2 separate regions of the Homo sapiens genome follow, and region 1 is linked to region 2. Evidence: read pairs that join two places in POLR2A ChIA-PET (ENCODE). Cell type or tissue: IMR-90. All regions are shown on one strand. Links, peaks and the distances in the headings refer to the core of each region. The heading gives the core; the rest is flanking DNA.

What was found. ChIA-PET counts read pairs that join two places held together with the same protein. Peaks named below come from ENCODE experiments on the same cell type or tissue, not always from the same donor. Only the 100,000 strongest peaks of a DNase experiment are listed, where the experiment ranks them.
Region 1: POLR2A ChIA-PET joins it to region 2 with 5 read pairs; 3 of 35 experiments call an interaction of 5 or more read pairs at or near these places.

Annotation. Positions count from the first base shown.
Region 1 is chr3:105,930,942-105,936,759 of GRCh38, reverse strand. No RefSeq gene overlaps it. Among named protein-coding and RNA genes, the nearest start is that of CBLB, 65 kb to the right of the region's middle. In IMR-90, for the core only: no CTCF peak of the experiment used is centred there; a DNase peak (open chromatin) is centred at 2,709.
Region 2 is chr3:105,693,929-105,698,928 of GRCh38, reverse strand. The region is part of intron 12 of CBLB (Cbl proto-oncogene B); the gene reads left to right. Among named protein-coding and RNA genes, the nearest start is that of CBLB, 170 kb to the left of the region's middle. In IMR-90, for the core only: no CTCF peak of the experiment used is centred there; no DNase peak of the experiment used is centred there.

The DNA.
Region 1 (5,818 bases), core at 452-5,451, 240 kb before region 2:
CATGGGTTCATGGAACAAATCAAGTAATTGGGGATCCAGCAGAAGTAAAGCACAACAATCTAAAAGAATAATGGACCCACTGCCCATTACTGACTATACATTGTAAATAACCAGTCCATGGATGTGTCCCTGCATTGGAACCCAAGATTAAGATTTGGATATGGATGATGTATGCTTATATAAGTCTTTTTACTTGTTTGTCTACACTGTCTTAATAAATCAGTCTTTTTTTTCTACATGCCTTGTGGAAAGTATACTTCATTTCATCAAAATAAATAAGTAGGCTAGGGAGATTTTGGATAAATTAGTCCTTAAAATTATCAATTTAACCCAGAAAACACTTTATAACCTGATGTGGTTTGGCTGTTTCCCCACCCAAATCTCATCTTGAATTGTAGTTCCCAGAATTCCCATGTGTTGTGTGAGGGGCCCAGTGGAAGGTAACTGAATCAGGAGGATGGGTCTTTCCTGTGCTGTTCTTGTGGTAATGGATAAGTCTCATGAGATCTGATAGTTTTATAATGGGGAGTTCCCCTGCACACACTCTCTTGCTTGATGCCATGTAAGACATGACTTTTGCTCCTCCTGTCTTCCGCCATGATTGTGAAGCCTCCTCAGCCATGTAGAACTGTGAGTTCATTAAACCCCTTTCTTTTATAAATTACCCGGTCTCAGGTATGTCTTTATTAGCAGTGTGAGAATGAATTTCTACTCTCATATAATTTTTAAATTATCTACTTAACATGCTTATTAGAAAAATAAAAAATGATTATTAGGATACACAAGAATAAAAAAATGTGAGAGAGAATATACATAGTACCAAAGATCGACTTCATTCATTTTTAAATTAGTCATCTCTGGCCACCTCATTCCACCAAATCCCAGAGAGTATTTTCTTCATGTTTCAGAAAAGTGGACCTAAGAGAGATGAGAATCTCATCCAAGGGATTCACTGCCCTGCCCTGGAACCCAGAAGAGGAGAGTTAAGTAGATGGATTTATGCTTTGTAGTTCAGGATCAAACTGAGCAATAGCCTCTCTGTAAGTTCACACTTTCTCTTAATCAGAAATTCTTATTAATACTCCATAAGATATCAATAATTTATTATAATATAAATTACTGTGTAATATAAATTACTTTGTTCATATAATCAGATCAACACCAAGCATAAACATATATAAAAAGGAGTCTTCACTGGGGACAGGTTAGAGCAAGAAAAAATTAGATAAAAAAATGAAGAGAGCTGAGACATTTCCAGGAATGGCAGATCTATTCTATGTGAATCATGTGAGGATTTTGAAGCTCTGTAGGCAACCAGAAGACTCTGAGAACCTGAGGGTTGGAAGATAGGCATAGACTGGGAAAAAGAAAGGAAACAAACCACATTTTACTTATTTTTTTCTGAGAGCCCAAGGCCAGTTTTCTGCTGAACATAATCTTTAATCTTTGACAAGCTATTAATACCAGGTGTCAAGTAACCACATTTATTAAAAATCTGATCACAATGAGAAGTCCCAGCAAGCAGAGCCTAGACTTTATTCATCTTTTTTAGCCATGGCACATAGTACTAAGATAAAGTTGAAAATAAACAAAGATGAGTAAGATGGTGACTTCCTTCAAGAAGCTTACTACCAAAAGGAAGTGAATTCAACAAAGTAATTAAAGTTTATAATAGGCATGTGTGCAGAGTACCACAGTAATATACAAAAAAGTGTGGGAGTGAGTGATCGATTTGCTTGGGGGAGGCAAATTAAAGAGAGACTTTATAGAGAAGGGGATGTTTGATGTTCATGTTGGGAAAAGAAAGAGCATAGAGTATCCCAGACTACAGAAGAAATGGTGTAAACCAAAGTCTTGGGTCTTACTCGGCTCCAATTGTACTTCCAGATCTTTATCATTTGATTTCAGCTCTTAACTAATATAGTAATTTATAAAAATATCTTCTCCAAAAATAATTATTAGACAAATGTTTGCATACCCATAATGGTTATTCAGGTCTATGTTCATAAAGTATCCATCAGATCAGGGCCTACACCATCAATCCACAAATATTCTGAATGTTTCTGAGACTGAGACATGTATCTGGTATTATTGTCTCTCTTTCAGAATAAAGGAATAATTAGGAATAAAATTTTCTTCTCCTAGATTATAAAATGAGTCTGTGACACCTTGTGGTTCTCAGTTCAAGTCATGTTACAACTTAGAAAGTTTTTTTATGCTAAACTATAGGTGGTTGTGGTAATAGTTTACTAATAGACTTGTCTTTGTGAATCTTAGTTGATGGCTATTATTTCCTGGCTATGAATTGAACTTTATCAACAGTGAATGTATAATCACGCCAAATGATATGGTAGATACTCTACAACACTGACCCTTTGAGAAACAGTGGCAACGTCCATTGGCAGAATGGTATTTTTAAAGTCAAAAGACTTACTGTAGCAGTAACAAGCACATTTATAAGTATGGTGTCATATATTTGAAATTCTACCCACATTCCTAATGTGTCCTTTGGCAACTTACAGTATGTGAGTACAGATCAAAAGTTTTTTTTTTAAAAAAAGTCTAACATATTCTTTGAAATGAATTTACAGAATATTTACTTTCTTAAGACAGTGACATATGAGGATAGAGCAACTGTATGTTTGACTTTCCGAAACAGCATTTTGTAAAGTAGAAATCCCTTATTTGGTATGCACACATGATAGTGAACGCAGCTGTTGTGAGGAGTTCTGTGTTTCTCTGCCAAACCTAGATGTTGAAGTGATAAGAGTATTAGGAAAGTTAAATGCTTGTCTTTTTTTTGCGTACATGCCCATGCATATTTCTAGTCTCTGCTCAGGGAATCAGATATGTTTTTTAGGTGAAGGGAACGGGTGAAAAGTAAGTAAATAGACCCAAGTCCTTAACCTTCCTCTGTTATACCACCAACTTGATAAGCAAAGGCTGCTAAGAATTAAAATCCTTAATGCTGCACAGAAATCACTTTTTCCTAAAATTTCTACATGAGAATATAATTTTACAAAAACTTCAATATAGGAATCACAAAGACCATCCAACTCAACCACCCATTTAATGCTTTGGGAAACTAAGGCTCAAAGAAGAAAAGTGACAGGACCAAAGAGCCGGGATTGGATACTTTTGGATGCCAAATGTACCAGGAACAGTCACAGTCATCTAGCCCACATGGTTGTTACCAAGGGCTGAATCTGCTATTCTAAATTTTAGAACCCAAGTCAAAAATAATCTCTTGATTGCAACGTCCTATATGCATTATATAGTAATTAATTTCTCATATTCTTCAAAGTTATACATAATTGTCCTTTATCCTTTTAACAAACATTTATCTAGTACTTATTATAAGTCTAGCATTATATTGTAAATAAAAGCAACATGATCCCTGTCCTCAGGGAGCTTAAAACACTCTAGATATAATGGAAGATAATTACATCATATGCTATCATATGATTTCAATTTATAATATGTGCCATGAAGAAAAAGAACAGTGGGAAATGAGATAGCATAATGAGAAACTAGTAATTTATTTTAGACTTGATAGGTGAGGATCCCTTATTAAGGGACATTTGAACTCAAATTGCAAAGATGAATAGGGGCTAGTCAGATGGAGAGCGATTGACATGAGACTTCCTGGCAAAGGGAAAGCACATACAGAGGTCTTGGCATGTTGGAGGCACTAAAGGGAGGGTAGTTAAAGTGGAGAATGGAGAGTCAGGGGCAGAGTGATGAGATGAAATTGAAGAGGTAGCAGGGACTGGATCACATAAGGCTTTATAGGTGGTACTAAGGAGTTCGAATTTTATTCTGAGTGCAGTGGAAAGTTTTTGAAGCAATTTTTAACAGGAATGTTAACATGATCCCATTTACAATGTTAAAATGCTCAGCATTTCTGATCAGCATTTGATAATTGCTTGGGTTAACACATCGAGTCAATACGTGGCAGCTAGAATCACAGAAACTTTAACGTGTACCCTTTTTGTGCCGGATATTGTATAACTCCCACAAGTATGCAGACCCAGCAACCACGGCAGGCAACCAGACAGATGCTGAGTGGATTCCTTGGCTTCCAACCTTTTACTCAATTACTTCCTTCACTGTATCTACACCTGGGCTCTTTCTCCAGTAACGAAACTTTGTGTTCCTTGTCTTGCTTTCAGTCTCATCTCCCGCATCTTCTGGTATTCTTATAACCCTACAGATTTTTTTTTTTTTTTTTTGAAACAGAGTCTCATCGCCCAGGCTGGAGTGCAGTGGCGCGATCTCGGCTCACTGCAACCTCTGCCTTCCGGGTTAAAGCGATTCTCCTGCCTCAGCCTCACAAGTAGCTGGGATTACAGGTGCCCATCACCACACCCGGCTAATTTTTGTGTTTTTAGTAGAGACGGGGTTTCGCCATGTTGGCAAGGCTGGTATCAAACTCCTGACCTCAAGTGGTCAGCCTGCTTCAGCCTCCCAAAGTGCTGGGATTACAGGCATAAGCACTGTGCCCAGCCCCAACCCTAGTGATTTTGACAGTCCTTAGCATATAGTACAACTAATATTTTTATGCTTGTCAAAGGAATAAGTAGATGAATGGATATTATTAGTGGGAACTAGGATTTTGCTATCAACAAAGAATACCAATCATTTTATTGCCTAGTGTTGAGGAAATAAAAATTAAAACTATAACTTAATTATTATTCTGTCTCTGATTAACTAGATGTGTTGAGCAAAGTCTTTACAGTTTTATCCTTTTTTTGAAATCTTCCTAGTCCTCCTTTAATTGAAATTATTGTTGCTTAATTATTGATTGTATAACACTTTAGAAACAAACGTGAGACACTGTAACACGCCTTTACATTGAACACTCTGTCCCAGTCTTTGAAAAGTACTTCTGAGGTTTGATTTCTCCTTTGAGATTTTGATTTGACTTATGACTCCCCTGACTCTTTGTCGATTTTTTTTTTCCTGGAACGAAAGAGCTGTCAAATAGTCATATCATTAAAGGTGTCATACAACCTCATGAAAATAGTCTCCTGCTGTCTTGGAATGCTTAAAAATGATGAATATTCATGTTTCTGTTTTCCTGGGGTCATTTATAATGCTGTGTATTTGTGGTCTCCCTGCTGGGATTCATTTGACCTTGAGATAGCACACATTACCAGAAGAGAACACATCTGACACATCTCAACTAGGTTATGCTTTTTTGTTGTTGTTTTGCAAAAAAACAAGCTTAAGACTTTGTAGGGTACTATGTTTACTTTCCTAAGTAATTTCTATGGTAAATTGACAGTCTCATATTATCAAGTGATATTTTTTCCCAAGGTCAGAATTGATGCCTGTCTATGCACTATGCAGATAAAATTTGATAAAACTGTAAATAAATGCAATTTATTTTCTGTTTCATATCACTTGTTTGGCTCTCTCAGCATTACCTACTGCCTGCCTTCCTAAAGGAAAACCTCCACTGCGTCCTTTGCCTCACTCCTTTGGGATTGTGCTCTCTGTTATCTGTCACCACTGGAAATGATTTGGATCAACAAATCCCCTAAAGTGTTACTGATATTGACTCAAAGTATAATACTCTAAGAATATTGATATTTTACTAAGGGATTTGTATAGAACTAGATGTTACCAAAAGAAAAAAAAAAACTAAGAAATATTTCTTAAATGGTAGCCTTTCAAATGAGGATTTGAACCGGAGCTAGTCTGGATCTGAGTAAGCCTGCCTTCCTAGTGCCCCTCAAATCAAACTAGGTAAGCACATCTCCATGCCAACCCTGGGGAAGGGAATGAAAACAAGTTGTCTCTTTCTTGTAACACA
Region 2 (5,000 bases), core at 1-5,000:
AGTTTTCTTATTTAAAATAGGATTTTTGTTCCTCTGCAGAAGAGTAGTCATTTTAAACATGTAGATCATATACAACAAGAAAAGGAGAGCGGGTGAAGAGAAAGGGGAGATATTTTGATTTTTTAAAAAGACTAAGATTTTTAATGAAAATAGTAGATGTTAACGTATTTTCACCCTTCATACCTAATAGTGCCATTTTGTTTTGTCTTACTTTATCATTGGATTAAAGAGTGGGAGATTTAGGTATTTGGAGGCTGTTTTATTCACATAATTTATCAGGCCCCTAATATAAGCAAATGCGCTTTTTTTTTTTTTTTTTTTTTGGTCAAATGGTAAAAACTGCCGCTTAGGTTTAGTAGTTTTCATAAGCGGCAAAGCTTCAAATCTAGTAGCATCTTCCCATTTTAGAGATAAGAAAATGTAGATAAGTACTAAAAATTTAAGTGAAAACTAATTATACATGTGGAACACAAGGGAATTTATAAAAGTCAATACCCTGTCAATGGGCGAGGACTCGCTTCCCTTCATTACTCGTCCTGTCATTATGTCAGTTCCCATCATCCAGAAGAACCATTTGCCTTTTCTGTTTGCATTGTCACTAGAACAATGAATGATAGGGGAAATGGAAATAAATTAAGCTCTAATTACTCCATTTGGTAATTGTAGAGAGCTCTGAGGAAAAAATTATTCTAGCTCATAGTTAAAGTGAAGTCTAAGAAGTTTTTGTGATATTCATTTACTCCCTTTACTCTTCCCCTCCTACCTAGCATAATCAAAAGCTAGCCAAGGTAATACTTTACTTTAAATGTGGATCTACAAGCTAAGAGTTATTGTTTATTTATCTGATTTTGATGGTAAGAGATTTCTATCCTATAGCATTGTTTCCATTCTCTGAAAGTCTCAGATTTTAGTCACCTTATAAAGCTGTTCCTTAATAAACATCTTGTTGGCTAGATATTTATTGTTGTTGGTGGTTTGTTTTAATTATCTGAGCAAAATAATTCACCAAAATATATTAAAATATGACTAAAAACTTGCAATGTATCTACTTATTTCTAGATATTAACATTATACCCAACTGTCATTATTTGTTCTCTTGAGGCAGTAAGAATACTGCTGTTTCTTATATGATAAAACTATCTTTAACTGGTCATGTAACTTACGGTGACATTGTCCTAAAGATGACCTTTGCATGATAATCTTTTGAAGATGCTGCAAGATAAATATATCAAATGATTTCCCTTTTTGCAGTTGTGGCTTGTTGTACTTTTGGTGGAGAGGCACATGTTTACATTCATGACCTTAAAGTTATCTATAAATTTCAAGGGCTGTCTTTCAGAAAATCAGTCCTGTGTGTGTGCTGGTTTCATGTACAGTCTGACGTTGAAGGACAAATTATAGGGATACTTTTGAGGTAGCATGTGTAGGGGTTTACATGTGTAGGATAAGGTAAAGGCTTGTGTTTTGTAAGATTTTTAAAAGATGTTTTTCTTAATTGTGCTAAGATTTTCACAAAATTGTTTTCTCTGTATCTCAAGGGTCCCATATGTTTTAATCTTCAGTTTTTAAACAATATCTGAATCACAAGAAAACATTTTACACTTTAGGATTAGATGATACCTTGAGGCATTTAGAGAAATATTACTCTAAGATAACCTAGATTTCTAATAAATTATACAAGCCAGTTTATACTTCTTTCACAAGTCTACACTTCCACTATTTTCTTAGTTCTTCAACCTCATTACCTAATTCAGCTATATGAGTACCTAGGATGTTCAAGACACTCTGGGGAATACAAAGAGGAATAAAGCACAGAAAAGCTAGTCAGGATGAGACAGGCATGTGATTAAGAGGTAAGGCATATGAGAAGCATCCAGAAAATGTGTGGGATCCCCAAGAAGAAAAAAAATTCCAAGATGCAGGACTGAAAAAGGAATAAAGAAAGCTTCATGCAAGAGGGTCACTGGCTATAAACATTAAAAGATTGGCAGCTGTTGTTTTTGTAGGTATGACAGAAAGAAATAGCATGGAGGTGGGAGAATATGTATAGTAATAATGTAGTCAGTTTTGGATAGCCTATAGCATAAAAAGAGTAGGCAGGTGAGGTAAGACCATGGCAAGGAAAGTTAAAACCAATTATGAAGTGTCTTGAATTCTACATTAAGTAATCATAATTTGGTAGGCAGGAAAGAATATTTAAAGTTTTCTTTTCTGGCAGAGGAATGCTAGAAACAGAATTGGGAATTTAGAAGATTTAAATTGGTAGCATTTCCAATGCAATTGTGATAGATTTCAGACAGTGAGCTAAGAATGCAGAGGACAAAAAAATGTTTCTTAGTTGAGGATTCAGTGAGGTTTCAGTGTGAACTGCTTCAGTTGATACTATCAGTCTGTGCATTTGAGGAACTATAGTTCTTTTTTACCATTTGCAAACAGGTTTTTCAGATATCTGGAAAATATATAAAGTATTTATTTTTAGCCCCCAAAGTTGTGATTTATTGTACTCACTCAGGTAGTGGCAGCTAAAATGATTTTTGGGTGTAAAGAAATGGTTGCAGGTGAGAACATGAAATTCAGAATGACATAATGTTAAATCTTGTCCTCTAGCCACCGTCAATAAATATGAACAGCCATTTTAGATGAACGGAAACATGATCATCATTTTATAAAGTACCTGCGCATTTAGGTCCTTTGCTATCTCAATCTACTAATTAGGAAAGAACTATACAGTTCTATTCCAAGTTTTGTATTAGGCGTATTGTCAACTCTCAGTACATATTTATGAACAGTTTATAGGAATAACAGCCATTAAGCAAATTATATATATGTGTGTGTGTGTGTATGTGTATATATGTATGTATGTATATATATGTATGTGTATATATATAACATATATATACTCACACATATTTGCTGAGAGTATTTCAGTAATAATGAATTTCTTTCAGCTAAACCTAAGGAAAGTGATTTCACTAGTTAATACTTCCATTAATAAGTGCATCTGAGCCAATCAGCAGTCAATATTAATTTAAGCCTTACTGTGTGTAAAGCACTGTAAGGCATATGCTATAAAATGGTAAAGGAGTAATAGAATTTTTGTCCTGAAAGAGGCCCAGTGTGGCCTAAATTCTCCTTGACAAAACGTAAGTACACAGAACATGAGCAAAATATTATCAGATGCCAAACATCAAATGAATGGTTCAGAAAAGACACTACAGCATTTCAGTGGCCATAGAAATCCTTTAGTTACTATACATCAGTAACAAATGGTATTTCTGAAACAGTTAGAAAAAGTGACATTTGCATTTTAAAGCAGATTAATGGATTGTTTCAAAAAATTAGGAATAAGTCACTTAATTTTCTTAGGTATTGCCCTCCAAGAGTAAGTTACCTCATTAATTGTACTTTGTGGCTTTACTAGTGATAGACATCATTGCCTGTATGACTTGTCTTCATGAAATTTAATAGTAGTACATAAAAATATGCAAACTCTGTTATTAGTATTTTATTCTCATTTACCTAATGTGCAAGATGAAAGCAATTTCAATACCAGTAAATGTTTGAGTGTATTGGTATTTTTTAAAGATACGTTCATAATGTTCTGATTATAAAATCATAGTTGGTTTATTGTTAAATTAGAGCCAATACAGCTGAAACTATTATTCCCATATCTGTCTTTTATTTTATTGTTGCTGAAATTTTATTAAGCATCTATCTATGTTGGATGCTTTGTCCTAAAATAACAAACTATTGCATATAAAATCCACATTACATTTTCCCAAATGAGTTTTATATGTATTTGTAATATGAATTAAGGAAATTTGATTGCAGATATCTTACATTGTGTCTATTCCTGCAGCATGCAAAGAATTCCAATGAAGAATGACTTCCAATGCTCAATATCACAATGAGCGTTTGTGGTTTGATATGTGTGTTTGTCTGTTAAAAGGCCTTTTTTTATGTTAAAGGATTTTATTAAACTTCAAAATGATTAATATCTATTAGGAAATTTCTTCTTTCTGGCACACTTCAGAACACTTTGCCTTGTTCTGTTATTTGGCCACAGTCAAAAGCCCAGATAAAATCATTGTATTTAAAGGTAATATTTTGTCATGGTATGGCTACAGTATATTGAGTCTAATGAAGGGAAACATGAAAAAAGAGAAATTGGTACTAAAGCATAAGACCAGTCTCTAGTGAAACTTTAAAGCTATAAAATTTGATTTTGTAGCTTTGAAATACGAACGTTGATACATTTCAAATATGTTCTTTAAACTTGTTTCTTATTTTAAGTTGATAGGTAAGGGTATGGTCTTTTAAATTTTGTATTCTAAAGCTTCCACATCATTTTAGAAATATGATGGGGGAAAGTAATTGGTAAGTCCTTGACTGAATTATCTAGCACTGCTCAAATTACTTTACATGTATTTAGCCCCACCATCAGTCTACCTATTAAATATGAATTAATAAGAGTTTGCAAAATAACTCCATGATAAAAATCTAATGATTGCTTATAGGTCTTAAAATGTGTTCAATTTTTTCTTGTGAATATGTTTCTGCAAAATTATCCTCTCATAACCGCCCCCCTTTAAGTTGCTGTAATTTCAAATTGTAGGAGAAACGAACAGTTTTTCAGACATTTCCTGTAGTGTAACAGAAATCTAGACATCAGAATCTCCTAATTCAGAGTAATTGAACACTGGCTTTGGATGGTCCCATATGAGCAAGTTAGAAATTGTGGTTTGTGTGTTCACAAACTGAAAATTTTGTTTAAATTTGCCTGCACTTGGAAAGCCAGAACAGGTCTCTAGTTATCATTAGCACAGAAGCTTCAACCATGAAAGAACAAAGGCACTTCTGATTATATTAATGTACTGTTTCATCAGAAAGTTTAAGAATGTTCCGTTCACCATGGAGAAATATAATTTAGAGCACTTTAATTTGGAAGGAATTAAAAAAAGAATAACATCAGTGCTGCTTTTTTCTTTACCCCTTATAGA